2 separate regions of the Homo sapiens genome follow, and region 2 is linked to region 1. The links are chromatin loops, found by intact Hi-C in ENCODE. Cell type or tissue: Caco-2. All regions are shown on one strand. Each heading gives the region's core, and the rest is flanking DNA. Links, peaks and the distances in the headings are about the cores only. Region 1 has its middle 37 kb from the start of LINC01913. Region 2 overlaps MTA3 (metastasis associated 1 family member 3).

Region 1 (2,919 bases), core at 325-2,824:
CTTCACAGGGTTGCTGTGAGTATTAAATGAGATAATATATGAATGTGCTTTGCAAAAGTTAAAGTGGGAGACACATATAAGGTAGAAATACTATACTGTGTCATTACATTCTTGTACTAGCTCCCAAAGTGAAAGTGGGATAAGAATGCAAGCACCACAACCCGATGAAGTAGATATTATTATGATCATCTCCATTCCCCAGCTGAGGAGTTAAGTTTTAGTTAATTTTCTATTGGTCATTCGGCTGTTCAGCTGCAGTCAGAACTTGAACCCAGGCTCCCTGCTGTTCTCAACTGCCACTGCATGTTGAAGCACTCGGACACATTTACAGCCATGTGTATATATATTTACCGTTTCCTTCTTGGAGCAGTTCTGACAAAGCTGAGATTTAAACCTCCAAGAACAAATATATGAAACTGATTCTAAGCACTGTAGAGTATTTATGATGTGTTTGTGCTAGGCATTGTAGGAATAACAAGTGGCTAACATTTTCTGATCATCTGCTGTGTGCAAGACCGTCTTCTAAGCGCTTTACATGTATTAGTGCGCACAACTTTATGCAAGAGGTACTACTATCCCCACTTTACAGTTGAGAAAAATGCTGCACAGAGAGTTTAAATATCTTGCTCAAAGCAAAGACGTTTAAGATATGGTCTCTACCCTGAGTCCAATATGCGTGAAATAAAACAATGGAGAAGTGCTGCAATGCAGCTATTTACAAAGTTCCAAGGGCGCTCAGAGAGTACCATCCCTGCAGGGGAAAGCGAAGCACTTCGTGTGAGATCCTGAAAGTCCGGGGTGAGCCACTTCAAGCAGGGGCGGGGCGCGTGTGCAAGGCCCTGGGCTGAATTAATGAGAACCCGATCTCATGTTCTGGGTCAGAACCGAGCTCCATCCGGACTGCAGCGCAAGCCAAAGAAATGCAGTGGCTGCTGTCCCGGCTGGGCCCTTCTGCATACCCCGGGGGCATCGGGCCAGGGAGCCGTGCTCCCCTTGGGCCGCGGGGTTGGTAAGCAGCAAACCGAGCTGAAGCGGCCAAGAACCCTCCCGTAGGGCAGAGTGAGGATTGGCGGGAGAGAAAAGCCTAAAGGGACTGTAGCAATTGGCTGCCGCCTTTTCCACCGTAGGAGGATCGGGCTGACACTCCCAGCGTTGGGACTTATTCAGGTAAAGATTATGTCTGGAGCCCCATCTTGCTTCAGAGACCTCCCGTTCTGCGCTTATCACTGCGTCCCCGGAAACCAGACGTCCCTTAAGAGACTTAGCCAATTATCATCCACGGCCATTACCGTGGAGAGCCTAGCGCTGTCAGCGAGTTTCTGATTGGCTGTTGCTGGAAGGGGGCGGGCCCGGAGAAGAACCGTGCAGCGTGCGGAAGGAGCCCTACTTGCCCACCGTTCTCTCCAACTCAGGACGGACGGCGCCGCCAAGTGGTCTGTAGGGGTAATGCCTCGTGCTGTTGCCCCGCAGAGGGCGGGCTTGGCTTGCCAGGCTCCTGGAGAGGAAAGCCTTTTAACCTAAATGAAGTAGAAAGAGAAATACCTAAACTTGAATAGGAATCAGTCGTGCTGAATAAGAGAGCTCTTAGTCAGAATGCGTGTCGTCGGTTCCAGCTCCACATTAACTCAGTTTCCTTTCTTTCCTGAGCCTCATCTGTCAGATGGGGATAATGATAATACCTATCTCCAAGGCTTGCCATGAGGTTTCAATGAAATTAATATGTTTAAGGTTCGCACAGTGCCATGCGCATAATAGGTACACGATAAGCAATAACTGGTGGGGATCAGTGCACTGGTTAAGAGTGAGCATTCTGGGTCAGTGCCGTGACTCACACCTATAATCTCAGCATTTTGTGAGGCTGAGGCAGGAGGATTGCTTGAGTCCAAGAGTTTGAGAGCAGCCTGGGAAACATAGTGTGACCCTCTCTCTACAAAAAATAAAATTATCTAGACGTGTGATGTGTGCCTGTAGTCCCAGCTACTTGGGTGGCTGAGGTGGGAGGATCACTTGAGCCTGGGAGGTCGAGGCTGCAATGAGATGAGATTGCACCACAGCACTATAGCCTGGGTGACAGAGTGAGACCTTGTCTCAAAAAAAAAAAAAAAGAAAAAAACAAAAAGAATGAGAATTTTGCCGTTTGAAAGAATACCTGTTGAGTCCCAAGCCTGCATAGCACTAGCATGGTGAGATTACATAGCCTCCCTGTCGCAGTTTCCTCATCTGGAAATGAGACTAACAATAACACCTACTTCATGGAATTGTGGTTTAATTGTGGTACTGATAAAATACCCAATACAAAGCAATCAGTAAATGTTGGCCCCTATTATTCATATCATTTATGAGGAAGGGAATAATGATTATTATTTCCCTTCTTCCTCCCCCAGGCAATAGGCTACTTCAGCCTGAGTTGGCCCTTCTGAAAGAGGAATAGTGGCTTGCTTTGTCTGGAGTTAGTCTGTAAACCTATCACACTCACACGTATGAACATAGGACTTGGAAAATCTCTATATCACACTCTTGCCCACAGTTTACATTATTCTTTTAGGCACTGTTTTCTTAAGCCCCGTTGGCACCTGACGAAAGCATAACATTATAATGATTAACTTATTGGAGTAGAATTGGTTTATTAGAGTATCTTTTAAGTTGGCTGTAGTGTTCAACAGTATTCTGAGGGCAGTGTACATAGAAGGACATGTACTGATGAAGACAAGGGTTTCAGGGGTTTGAAATCAAAGGACATAAGTCAGCATATACTCTAGGGTGAGCCTGGGTTGGGACCAATGATGGTGAAGTGTGTAGCGGTGGTTGGGTGATTGGTTGGGAGCAGGGAAGTCTGGAGTGTTTCTGAGTCATGGGAAGATTACTGGACAGACTTGGAGACTTGAATTCTGGCTAAAACGAATTCACTCTCTGGCTGTG
Region 2 (2,919 bases), core at 313-2,812, 820 kb before region 1:
ATATTTTAGATTAGCAGTGTTTGAAATTCACAGCTCAACTATATTCATAACAGATTTCAAAATGAGGATGTGAGAACTACTGATGTGCAAACAGTTTAATTACCTGCTCCCAATACATTATTGGTGATTTGACAAGTAGCATAAATTGTCTCGGATAAATCGATGTCAGATTAGGAATGCTGACAGCCCATTGAAGTCCTCAGAATAAAAGTCACAAAGAAAATCACTTAGGAAGGGCTATCAGGTTTCAGCAGTTCCACAACCCTGCCCTCTCTGCAGGCCTCTCAAAGAGGTCTTCAGATCCAAGGTTTGATCACCTAATAGAAAAAGGTGCTAAAGCGATCAGAATAGGACCGTAATTAGTCGGCAGTGGTGGCGGACGCCTGTAATCTCAGCTACTGGCTGAGGCAGGAGACTGAAGCAGGAGAAACACTTGAACCCAGGAAGCAGAGGTTGCAGTGAGCCAAGATCACGCCACTGCACTCCAGCCTGGGCAACAGAGCAAACTGTCTCAAAAAAAAAAAAAAAAAAAAAAAAAAAAGGTAAGCGGGGTGAGGGGGTAGTAGGACCATAAATACTCAAAGAAAAGAATGTGACTCCCCAAATTCAACTGAATGATGAATCCATTTTCATTTAATGGTACAAAACAACCAATGAACCTTTCATATGTTCTTTTTGGGAAACAATCTGCAAAGCTCATTATCAACATACTAATAATTAATTTTTAACCATACTACTCAATTTTATAAATGCCTCAGGATCTAAGAGTCTAAGTAAAGCTGAACCTAAAGCAGTATGAGAAGGAAACCATGGTATTTAAATGTTGCAAGCAAAAAAACACATCTTCTTCAGTGCTGCCTCAAAGAAAGACAATAATGACGCTTAAATCCAAGTCATTCTAACAAAAATGAGGTGGAAGGGTAGATAGAAGAGGTAATCTGACAGAGGAGAGATAACTACTCAGGAGGAATCAAGTGCAGATCCAAACCCTATCTCTGAAACCAGCTATACAAACATGACAAAACACCACTTCCTGAGCCTCTGAGCCTACTTCTGCTTTAGAAAATAATTACGGTAATAAATAACTAGAAAGAATATATGTGATACAAAAGTAATCGGACCTCAAAATTACTAAGCTTCAGAATGGAAACAAAACAGGAGAGATAAAAAACACTGAAGGGTGTGAAGGTAACTTCCTAGAAGGAGCATAAGAGGCAAGTATTACAGAAACTACACAGAAAATGATTATTTATGAAACAGAGTCTTACTCTGTTGCCTACATTGGGATGATCATAGCTCACTGCAGCCTCGAACTTCTTGGCTCAAGGGATCCCTCCACCTCAGCCTCACGAATAGTTGGAACTACAAGCACTCACCACCATGCCTGGCTAATTTGTTTTGTTTTGTTTTGTAGAGACAGAGTCTTGTTATGTTGCCTAGGCCTGTCTCAGACTCCTGGCCTCAAGTGATCATCCTGCCTCAGCCTCCCAAAGTTTTGAGACTACAGGCATAAGCCAGTGTACTTGGCCATAAAATGATGTTTAAAGGAATTAAGGTATATAGGTAGAATCCTCTTTAAAATGCTTCTTTAAAATATCACCTTCACTGACAACAAATACCAAACCTCTAAAACTGCCCTCTCCCAAAAGAAATTCACCTGCTGTCCTGCACATTCACCAGCAGTGGGAAGCAGTGAGCTGCTGCAGCTGTGAACCAAGAGCCCACACAGGCCCTCTCTACCTCAGGCAAGTCAGCCCAGCTGCCACGAGAACTCTCCACCATCTCAGGAACAAGCTTTTCCACTTGCACTCAAGCAGGGACCACATCCCCAGTTATAATCTGAGAAGCAGTATCTCATAAGAATAGTGTTAAACTACAAGGGACTGGTTACATAAATAATAGTTTACCTATATAAGATCATGCAACATTAGGGTAAAACTAAGTTCTTGCAGTGATTTTTAAAAAGGTATTTTTATCCGGCCAGGCACAGTGGCTCACACCTGTAATCCCAGCAACTCTGGGAGGCCGAAGTGGGCAGATCACGAGGTCAGGAATTCGAGACCAGCCTGACCAACACGGTGAAACCCGTCTCTACTAAAAATACAAAAATTAGCTAGGTGTGGTGACGTGCGCCTGTAATCCCAGCTACTCGGGAGGCTGAGGCAGAAGAATCACTTGAACCCGGGAAGCGGAGATTGCAGTGAGCCGAGATCGCACCACTGCACTCCAGCCTGGGCGACAGGGCGAGACTCTGTCTCAAAAAAAAAAAAAAAAAGTATTTATATAATATAGTTAGGGAAAACATAGGGGCGGTGGAGGTCATTTAAAACAGTTAAAAAGAAAGTTCACATAAGACTTAGTTATCAAAATGTACTAAAATGTGGTGCTTGCACAGGGAAAAATAGATCTACAAAACAAAAGAGAATAGATTAAAAGTCTATAAACAGGCCTAAGTATATCTAGGAACCTAAAATATGATAAAGGGGCATTACAAATCATGAAGAAACAAATTCAATAAATGGTACTGGGACAATTAATTTAATATATGAGAAAAATTAGATCCCTACCTCACTCTATTCACAAAATTAAACTCTATATAGATTTACAGTCCTAAATATGAAGAAAACTTTAAAACCATTAGAAAAAACAAGACACAAGAAATATATAAATTTATATATATAAATATAACTCTAGTTATAGCCTAAAAACTCACACACATGCTCACAAAGGGATATGTGTGAAATTTTCAACATAGCATTATGAGTAACACAGCAAAAGAAAAACGTTTTGAAAGCACTCCAGATGTTCCCTGGTAACAGAATACATAAATAATGTTGTGTAGTATTATATACAAGAATATTGGAAATAATAGAAAGCAGTTAAAATGAATGAACTGTGTTTATATTTATTAACACGGCT

Evidence for each region. Peaks named below come from ENCODE experiments on the same cell type or tissue, not always from the same donor. Only the 100,000 strongest peaks of a DNase experiment are listed, where the experiment ranks them.
Region 2: it touches region 1 in a loop (24-fold over the local background); 8 of 110 quality-filtered maps call a loop at or near these places.

The regions. Positions count from the first base shown.
Region 1 is chr2:41,839,355-41,842,273 of GRCh38, reverse strand. No RefSeq gene overlaps it. Among named protein-coding and RNA genes, the nearest start is that of LINC01913, 37 kb to the left of the region's middle. In Caco-2, for the core only: a CTCF peak has its summit at 1,452; a DNase peak (open chromatin) is centred at 1,343; H3K4me3 peaks cover 963 bases.
Region 2 is chr2:42,662,089-42,665,007 of GRCh38, reverse strand. All of the region lies in intron 8 of MTA3 (metastasis associated 1 family member 3), which reads right to left. Among named protein-coding and RNA genes, the nearest start is that of MTA3, 95 kb to the right of the region's middle. RefSeq lists an enhancer at 1,379-1,428. In Caco-2, for the core only: a CTCF peak has its summit at 1,693; a DNase peak (open chromatin) is centred at 1,727.